Linked DNA regions of Homo sapiens: region 1 is linked to region 2. Evidence: chromatin loops called from intact Hi-C (ENCODE). Cell type or tissue: GM12878. All regions are shown on one strand. Links, peaks and the distances in the headings refer to the core of each region. The heading gives the core; the rest is flanking DNA.

Evidence for each region. A loop is a pair of places that touch in the nucleus more often than their neighbours do. Peaks named below come from ENCODE experiments on the same cell type or tissue, not always from the same donor. Only the 100,000 strongest peaks of a DNase experiment are listed, where the experiment ranks them.
Region 1: it touches region 2 in a loop (7-fold over the local background); 1 of 110 quality-filtered maps calls a loop at or near these places.

Annotation. Positions count from the first base shown.
Region 1 is chr22:35,124,827-35,129,819 of GRCh38, reverse strand. All of the region lies in intron 4 of LINC01399 (long intergenic non-protein coding RNA 1399), which reads left to right. Among named protein-coding and RNA genes, the nearest start is that of ISX, 61 kb to the right of the region's middle. RefSeq lists enhancers at 2,492-2,751, 2,762-2,821, 2,862-2,911. In GM12878, for the core only: no CTCF peak of the experiment used is centred there; DNase peaks (open chromatin) are centred at 999 and 2,629; H3K4me3 peaks cover 778 bases; H3K27ac peaks cover 4,000 bases.
Region 2 is chr22:33,470,027-33,475,019 of GRCh38, reverse strand. All of the region lies in intron 6 of LARGE1 (LARGE xylosyl- and glucuronyltransferase 1), which reads left to right. Among named protein-coding and RNA genes, the nearest start is that of MIR4764, 36 kb to the right of the region's middle. RefSeq lists enhancers at 2,366-2,435, 2,446-2,505, 2,646-2,725. In GM12878, for the core only: no CTCF peak of the experiment used is centred there; DNase peaks (open chromatin) are centred at 2,069, 2,439 and 4,289; H3K4me3 peaks cover 1,269 bases; H3K27ac peaks cover 3,928 bases.

The sequences.
Region 1 (4,993 bases), core at 285-4,284, 1.7 Mb before region 2:
ATCCCCTACCCTACTCCCAGTCCACCAGTGGGGAATTTCACTGAGCTGCGGGAGATCCCCAGAGGTGGCTAGTGACAGCAAAGCTCTACTTTGCACATGCTGTTCCCACTACCTGGGATTATTTTTCCTTCTCCTCTCCCTTCCCAGCTCCTCTCTATTCTTTTCCCCTGACCAAGTGTTACTCATTCTTTGTTTTTTATTTTTTTTTGAGATGGAGTCTCGCTCTGTTGCCCAGGCTGGAGTGCAGTGGCGCTATCTCGGCTCGCTGCAAGCTCCACCTCCCGGGTCCATGCCATTCTCCTGCCTCAGCCTCCTGAGTAGCTGGGACTACAGGTGCCTGCCACCATGCCCAGCTAATTTTGTTTTGTATTTTTAGTAGAGATGGGATTTCACCGTGTTAGCGAGGATGGTCTCGATCTCCTGACCCTGTGATCCGCCCGCCTCGGCCTCCCCTCATCCTTTGGTTTTTAAGTTAAATGTTACTTCCTCTGAGAAGCCTTCCTAGAATGCCCTTCCTAAGATTGTTCTGGGGTAGAGTCGGCCAATGGAAGTGCTCATGAGAAGTATAAGCCATGGAAGAGGAAGAAGGTTTTGCTCTCCAGAGGCATAGCAGCCGGGGAGGTGTACAGGCTTGAGCCTGGAAGCTTCCAGGGGAGCTTCTTGAGAGTCACCTACATCAGGGTCGCAGGTGGAGGAGCTTCTTGGTGGCCTCTGGGTGAGCTCCTGAAAATCACTCCCTTCAATGCTGCTGATAATAAATAATATCGATCTTCCCCCAAAACCATAAGCTCCGTGTGGTCAGGGTCACCATCTACATAATACATGACTGTATCCCCAGGTATTAGACTAAACTAAAACAGAGCCTATGTGGTCCCATTTAACAGATTAGAAGACTGAGAGCCAGGGTAGGTCACAAGATAGTGGCAGAGCCACTGTCAACCTACTTCTGAGTGCGTTCTTTCTTTGCCATGAGAACACTAGAAATGAAAGAGGGAAATGGCTTAAGTTTGAAATAGCTTTTGAGTCACATTTTCAGGTGTTAAGGCTCCAAATCGAGATGCTAGTCACACTGAAACTGAATCACAGGCTTCTCACTAATACCACTGAGTTATGATCACCATGTTCCAGTTGACAAAATTATTTCTTATCTTTGTGTTTTACAGGTATAACAATAAAAATTATTGTCAAGGGTATTATTACAATTTTTAACTACTAATGGAATTAAAATGTTTGATGGAGTATTGGCAACAAAAATGTACTCCTCACAGCATGTAAGAACTTTTTATTTATCATTTCTGGGCTTTCCAGTTGCTATAGCAATAAAATTCATACTCACCAGGATTATTACCATTTTCAGCCACTAATGGAATTACTATTTTTGTTTGTTTGTGGTTTTAGACCTTAGAGTAAAATGTAATTCCATCAACGGTATTGAAAATTTTAATGTCCTTAAACATTACCATGAAAGATCAACATAATAACGGAATTCCTCTAAGCTGATGATCACTCCCCTTTCAGCCACAAGGTCTTCTTGTTTCTCTCACTATGAGATCCAAATTTGTTAAGAAAGCATTTGGGGCATTCATTCATTATACAAGTATTGAGTAAGGCCCTGTGCTAGGGGTGGAGGCTGCAAAGACAAGTAAGACGTCTGGCATGGTAGTTAAGGATTCAGGCTTTGGGACCATCTGAACCTGAGTTTGAATCCTGGTTCTGGTGGGTGGCTCTGGGCAAGTTATCTAACTGCTTGAAGTTTCTGTTTCCTTATTCCAAAAGAAATGAGGAAACAATTCCCAGTTTGATGTTGGGTGAAGACGGAAAGAGACTATCTTTGCAATGTGCTTGGGAAGATGCTTGGTGCAGAATAGATGCTCAATGAATGATGGTGGTTGCTGTGTTTGTGGTTGCTGATGCTGTAGTCACAGCCCAGCCCTTTCTCTCAAAGCATTTGTTTTTAAGCAGGGGACATTCCATAGTTCTGACATGTGCTACACAGAGTATCTCAGGAGAGCTGTCTAATCCAGCTGGGAAAGGTCAGGTGGCTTCCTGCTGGAGGTGACTCCTAAGCTGAGTCTTGAAGGATGGGTGGTATTGCTACACAGGGAGAAAAGGAGAGGACTTTCCAGGTAAGTGCAAAGTCAAGAAAGCTAGTGAGAGCTTAGTGCCTGTGGGCGGGAGAGCAGTCATCAGATAGAGAGCAGTGGGCTTCTCCATGGGCTAAGCGACCCCCACCAGGCAACTCTGACTTTGAGCATTTCCCCAAACTCCTTCCTTCTCAACATGTGAAAATCCATTAATCATAATACACCATGCTTGGAGAGCCTGCAGGCTGTCTTTGGATGAAAGGAAGCATTATCATATTAACTAATTACATGAATTAAAATAGATTAATTAAATAAGTGGCTTAATGAGATTAGTGCATTTATTATTTAAGTATCCATCACTACTATTGATAATAATAATGGATTCTGCCCTTATAACAGGTGACAAATCTGTCAGCAAGCAGTGGGGTTTAAAAACCGCAAAGGGGGGTCACGTACATAGGGTAGACAGAGGATGCTGCAACTCCCCTGGGCTTGTCCCTCGGAATCCCATGGTGACGAAGGCCAGGATGTGGTCAGAGCGCTGGTTTTCATCCCCCCCACTTAGGCGACCTCTCAGAGTTTCGGTTTCCTCACCTGTAAAAAGGACAGGGGCTATCTCAGCTTAGTGGGATTCAGTGATACTAAAATTAGATAATGTTCCCAGCCAGATAAATCTGGGTTTCCCCCAAAGGAGAGCCTGGGTCAAAGGATAATGAGGGAACCCCCTCGTTGCCACTCAACCTTGCTATCTCAGTAAATTCATCCACTTGGCCACTGAAGATGAACAGCTGCCATTTGACTGGAATTCACCATGTCCACCAACACTGGACATACCAGTTCCCTGGCAACATCTACCACTCTTATCAAAAGGATAAGAGGTCATGGTATTAGCTCCCCTTCTTTCCTGTTTTTATTCCCCCGATCCTCACGCCTTCATTCTGGGATCACATTCCCAAATAAACTATCCACATAAACTTTTGGGGGAATCCAGGATAAACATCGGGAACTGAAAGTGTCCCTTGAAAGCAATCCTCCAGATGACATTTTGGAACTGACGCCTGCAGAGGTGGCTGCCCCAGGCTTCTCAGAGATGCTGGTTTGCTTTCCCTACACCCTGGCCTGCCTCCCTCCCAACAGCATGTGGCTTATTGCCTCTGTGGAGGGTGGGTTTGCCCATCTCACATAATAAATATAGCTAGCTGCCCTGCCTCCCTAAGCCTTCTGGTCCCTTTCTCAATATTGTGCCAGAGCAGTTCTAGCATCTTCACTTCATCTAATTATACTTTGGGAGGCTGAAGCAGGTGGATCATTTGAGGTCAGGAGTTCAAGACCACCTGGCCAACATGATGAAACCCCGACTCTACTAAAAGTACAAAAATTAGCTGGGCGGTAGTGGTGTGCACCTGTAATCCCAGCTACTCGGGAGGCTGAGGCAGAATTGCTTGAGCCTGAGAGGCGGAGGTTGCGGTGAGCCGAGATCACAACACTGCACTCCAGCCTGGGTGACAGAGTGAGACTCTATCTCAAAAACAAAACAAAACATAACAAACAAAAAAACTTCAACAAATAAATCACCGTGCTCCAGCTACAAGGAGCTGTCCCAACAGAGTGTTAGGATGGCCCCCAGTATCCTTGTTAAAACAGGTCACAATTGAGTGTCCTTGTGTCAATACTTCTACCCTAACCCGTGAGAGTCTTTTTGGCTGGGTCTTGCAACTCCTTCAGTGTGAAAACTACCCCAACCCAGAGCTGCATTTGTGTGTTACTGCTTGCGTTGTACCTAGACTTTATTCTGTTTATCATCCTGAAAGTAATGAGGGACTGTAGGGGTAGATCTTGAGGAGGACAAGCATGAATTTGTGAGATACCAGCCTCACTCTCTGCAGGCTCTCTAAGCAAGGAAACATAGCACTGCTCTGTAGAGGGGAGGAGGATGTTTCTTTCTTTTTTCTTTTCTTTTCTTTTTCTTTTTTCTTTTTTTTTTTGTTTGAGACAGAGTCTTGCTCTGTCGCCCAGGCTGGAGTGCAATGGTGCAATCTCGGCTCACTGCAACCTCTGCCTCCCGAGTTCAAGTGGTTCTCCTGCCTCAGCCTCCTGAGTAGCTGGGATTACAGGCACGTGCCACCACTCTTAGCTAATTTTTGTATTTTTAGTAGAGACGGGGTTTCACCATGTTGGCCAGGCTGGTCTTGAACTCCTGACCTCAGGTGATCCACCCGCCTCGGCCTCCCAAAGTGCTGGGATTACAGGCATGAACTACCATGCCCAGCTGGAAGAGGATGTTTCTATCGGCCTGATATGTTCACAGCATGTGGGGTCCAACATTCTCAGGCTAGTTTACCTAACTGTCCTCGTTCTGAATTTTAGGGTCCCATTCATTTCCTCTGAGACCTCTGATGATCACAGGAGTCTTGTGGCTGTGCATTTAGGTTCCTCTGTAATTCTTCCACTCTTATAGTCAGATCCAGGCCGGATTCTCAGCACGTTTTGCCAGGTAGCTTCAGGAGATGAGAGTATCCTTAAATAGTGCTATAGATGGAGCACAACTCTGCCTTGAATTGACAGGTTGGCTTATCTGAGCCTGTCATTTGTCGTTTTTAACGTTTCTCAAGCAGTTAAGAAAAGCTGGCTCACTGCACAGTCTTCATAATTACTCTTACCCTTAGGCTGGTCAAGTGCCACAGTCATTACACAATTCAGAATTTCACTATCCAGCTGTACCTTATTCTGTTCAACCACAGATGGAGGCCTGAGTGGTTGTGATGCTACAGAATTTCAGGGGTTATTAATAGCTGCAGAATGTTAACTTTCTGGATTGCTTTCCAGGGCCACTCCCAGTACTCAATGTCTTTGCCTGGGTTTCCCCAAAGGTTTATGTGAAGATAGTTTATTTGGAAATGTGATCCCAG
Region 2 (4,993 bases), core at 345-4,344:
GAGGTGCAGTTTGACAAAAGAGGGCATTCCATCTCCTTATCTTCTGATATTACTGTCAGAAACAAGTTCCTGGCCTCTCACTTCAGCTCTCTTCTTTTCAGCCAGTTATCCCCTGAACAAAATTGCCTCAAGATTACAGATGAGCAGCTGTGTTTTGGATGCAGGAGCATTGCCATCTTGCTGACAGCTGAGTTTTCTCTGGGGACATCAGCTAGCCCACAGCACCCCACTCTTTTTCCACACTCCTTATTTTCCTGTAAGCTGTGGTTGGTTTCCTCTTGTGACCACAAATGAATCAAAAAGAGAACTGTTTCCCAGTTATTCCTTATTATGTCAAAGCAGATGTTCAAGGTGAGGCTCCGGATGACTTATCAAAACTCCAGAGGTGATTTGTGTCCTGATAACAGTGAGGTCTCAGACTCACATGTATGCAGGTGGAAGGCAGGCAGTGTCAATATGCAAAGCGTGCCAGGCATAAGGGGGTAAGCGCCATGTCTCTACCATTGTCACCAAGCACAGCACCTGTCTAGTTGTATTGCCTTTTAAAAGACAGACTAGGCCGGGCACAGTGGCTCATGCCTGTAATCCCAGTACTTTGGGAGGCCGAGGCAGGTGGATCACCTGAGGTCAGGAGTTCGAGACCAGCCTGACCAAAATGGTGAAACCCCATTTCTACTAAGAACAGAAAATTAGCCAGGCATGGTGGTGCATGCCTATAATCCCAGCTACTTGGGAGGCTGAGGCAGGAGAATCACTTGAACCTGGGAGGCGGAGGTTGCAGTGAGCCGAGATTGCACCATTGCACTTCAGCCTAGGCAACGAGAGTGAAACTCCATCTCAAAAAATAAATAAATAAATAAATAAAAATAAAAGACTAGATACATTGGCCAACAATATATGTTTGAGGCCCTTTGAGTGAAAAAGATTATCCAGATTTAGTAACCTTGAAGTTCCTGTGAAATATGTGATCCTGTGATATCATGATTCCTTTTCAGAAGGCAGACCAACCTCCTTTCCCCTCCAAAGATGTTTTGGAGAATACTTTGCAGAAAATATAAGAATATGAAATGTCTTCAAACTGTGGGATGGTGAGAAGGTGTGCCTTGGTATCAGCTGCACATTTCTGGAAAGTCGCATACTCATAGAACAGAATTAATTTTAGCAACTCTGAGAAAATGGCCTGTTTTTTCTCTCCCTCTTCTCCCATTCATTTAATATTTTTTTCCATCACTTTTCATATGCCCAGCACCTTGTGTATGTAGAAGGTATGAAAAAGTGCTGGGCTCGGTGGCTGACGCCTGTAATCCCAGCACTTTGGAAGGCCAAGGTGGTGGATCACCTGAGGTCAGGAGTTCGAGACCAGCCTAGCCAACGTGGTGAAACCCCACCTCTACTAAAAATACAAAAAATTGGTTGGGCATGGTGGATCACGAGGTCAGGAGTTCAAGACCAGCCTGACCAACAGGGTGAAACCTCGTCTCTACTAAAAAAATACAAAAATTAGCTGGGCATGGTGGTGGCATGTGCCCCTAGTCCCAGCTGCTCAGGAGGCTGAGGCGGGAGAATCACTTGAACCCGGGAGGCAGAAGTTGCAGTGAGCCGAGATAGTGCCACTGCACTTCAGTCTGAGCAACAGAGTGAGACTTCGTCTCAAAAAAATAAAAAAAATAAAAAATAAAAAGAACTACCCGGGCATGGTGGTGGGTGCCTTTAATCCCAGCTACTTGGGAGGCTGAGGCAGGAGAGTGGCTTGAACCTGGGAGCCGGAGGTTGCAGTGAGCCAAGATCACGCCATTGCACTCCAGCCTGGGCAATAAGAGTGAAACTCCATCTCAAAGAAAAAAAAAAAAAGAGAGATATGAAAAAGTGTAGGTTGTATCATTTTGAAAGTATCATGCATCTCAATATGTTAATACTCAGTAGAGTGGCTCGCTCATCCTCATTTGCCTGGAACTTTCCCAATTTTAGCATTAAAAGTTCTACATTCAGGAAACCCCTCAGTCCCAGGCAAGCCAAGATATTTGACCACCCCAGTGCTCTAGAAGACAGGACGAAATGATCTTGTGCAGGCATCAACAGAATTCCTTTACACATGACAGCTACAAATGCAGAAAGATACAGGTGCATCGTTTGATGACTCAGATGCTGCCAGCAGCACTGCTACTGGTATCATTACTTTACAAAATGACGAGCAGCTCTTGGTAAAATTCCAAACAAAGTGGAGTACGATCTTCCCTCAATTTACATGGTAGATGCTTTGCTAGAAAACTCAGCACATATTAAAATGTGCAGAAACACTCAGAGTTTAAATGTAAAATGTGGTTTAGATTTTATACATAGCTGCTTATTGACGTCTTTTTCACTAAAATGACTATCTGCTGAGACATTTGAAAGTCATGAGAGGCAAGGGACTATTGTGTGTGGTGTGGAATTTCCCTGTAGAGTGCAGAATGTTGATCATCCCTTGACCTCACCTCTAAATTTAGCCAATGGCATCCTCTAATTATAGCAACAACAAAAAACACCTGCAGAGGTTTCCAAAATACCCCACTAGGAATCAGTCCTGCTCTCATTGGAAACCACTATACTAGATATTTGAAAAGAAAGAAATACTCAAAAAGAGGTAAGCAACAGTAAGATCCTTTCTCTGGCATCCCTTTTTCTTTATCTCCTCTCCCTCTGCATGCCTGTCTCTCTCTTTGTCTCCTTCATCAGTACAAACTGTTGACATTTTCTCTGTGTATAACATCCTGCAAAGTGCTTGGGAAGGTCTGCAGGTAACTGCCATCTTTGCCTCCAAAGACCTTAAAGTATGCTTGAAAATATGAAACCAACCAGGAGAATCAGCTCAAAGTTAACCCATGGCACTAAATCAGGATTGCCTGCTCAGCTCCAGCTGTAACTGAATTGATTGGATGGTCTTCCCATTGTCTCCCCTGGCTCTCCACTGAGGCTCTACTCTTTTTTTTTGAGTCAGAGTCTCACTGTGTCACCCAGGCTGGAGTGCAGTGGTGTGATCTCAGCTCACTGCAACCTCCACCTCCCGGGTTCAAACAATTCTCCTGCCTCAGCCTCCCGAGTAGCTAGGATTACAGGCACCCGCCACCACGCCCAGCTAATTTTTGTATTTTTAGTAGAGACGGGGTTTCACCATATTGGCCAGGCTGGTCTCTTGGCCAGGCTGGTCTAGAACTCCTGACCTCATGATGCGCCCGCCTCGGCCTCCCAAAGTGCTGGGATTACAGGGGTGAGCCACCGCGCCTGGCCTCTCCCACTTATCTTTTATTGATCATAAGATCAGCCCAGTGCTTTCAGCCTCTTTTTGTACTTTGGCACCTGGGGAGGAGCTAAGGCCTACACCTCTCTGAGTGGAAGAGTTTCCTGGGCAGCCCTGTGTTTGGTCCCAACCAGTTATTCAGCATGGTCCATATTGGCATTATTTTGGGTGGGGCACAAGAGTTGGAAATAAGCAATAAATAAAATACAAAAAAATTCATGATGAGAGAGAAGAGACCATAAGAAATTAGTGAAGAGCCACATCGGAAAATTGAGCAGATGCTTTGCACATAAAAGCAACAGTTATAATAAGAGGTATTATTATTATAGTTGTTTTTGTACTTTGTGGGGTTGTTCGGGGCTTTCCAGAATCAATATCTTGTTGTTAGAAGAAAGACTGGGCTGAGTGTGGTGGCTCATGCCTGTAATCCTGGCATTTTGGGAGGCCAAGGTGGGTAGATCACTTGAGGTCAGGGGTTCGAGACCAGCTTGGCCACCGTGGTGCTAAAAATCTCTGCTAAAAATATATCTCAACTAAAAATACAAGTATGAGCTGGGCATGGTAGTGTGTGCCCTTAACCCCAGCTACTTGGAAGGCTGAGGCATGAGAATTGCTTGAACCCAGGTGGCAGAGGTTGCCGTGAGCAGAGATCACGCCACCTTACTCCAGCCTAGGAGTCAAAGCGAGACTCTCTCAAAAAAAAAAAAAAAAAAGAAGAAGAAGAAAGACTATTAAGTTTCATCAGTCCTACAACGTTTATAAGTCATTTTACAAACATTATCATATATGGTCCTCACAACAACCAACTTAATATCCCTATTTGACAGAAGTCTAACCTGAGGCTCAGGGAGACTTAGATTTGGTTAAGGTCCCACGCTGTAAAATAGCTCTCTCAGATTCATGCATGGTGTTTCTATGAGACTACACTGCCTTTTACTCAGAGGAGGCATTTGAACTGAATCTAAATGAAACCTTAGATGGTGTGGGCCAGACCAGAATGGGGACCTGCATTCAGAGAAGCAAGTGCTCCCCACGAAGAGGTCAAGGTCCGTGTAGAGGAAGTGGAACTCACAAGGTGAGGGCAGCTTATGGACGAGAGGAATGAGGGGCCCTTCCGGGGAGGTGAGGGAGAGCATGTGCCCACACGGGGCTGAGAGGCTTCAGTTAAGAGACCAGGCTTGTCAGGACAGCATGCACTGGTGTGTTTTGACAGAGAGGAGAACGTGGAGCAAAAGGAATAGATTCTAAGATCTTTGAGGGCAAAGACTGCTCATTCCTGTTTATTATTCCCAATACCTGAAATAGAGTAAATACATCATAAATGTTCACTTGAAAGTTGTGTGGCAGGTTGAAGCCAAGCCAAGGAGTTTAGGGTTGAAGCCACAGCAAGAGAGGGCTTGTCTGCCTTTTTAGAGTTCAATAATAATGCCATGATGTATTTAACTTTTATTTTGGTTTCAGGGGTACATGTGTAGGTTTGTGATATAAGTAAATTACATGTCATGAGGGTTTGGTGTACAGATTATTTTGTCACCCAAAGAGTAAACATAGTAGGCCAGGCCCAGTGGCTCATGCCTGTAATCCCAGCACTTTGTGAGGCTGAGGCGGGTGGATCACAAGGTCAGGAGATCAAGACCATCCTGGCTAACGTGGTGAAACCCCATCTCTACTAAAAAATACAAAAAATTAGCCGGGCGTGGTGGCAGGAGCCTGTAG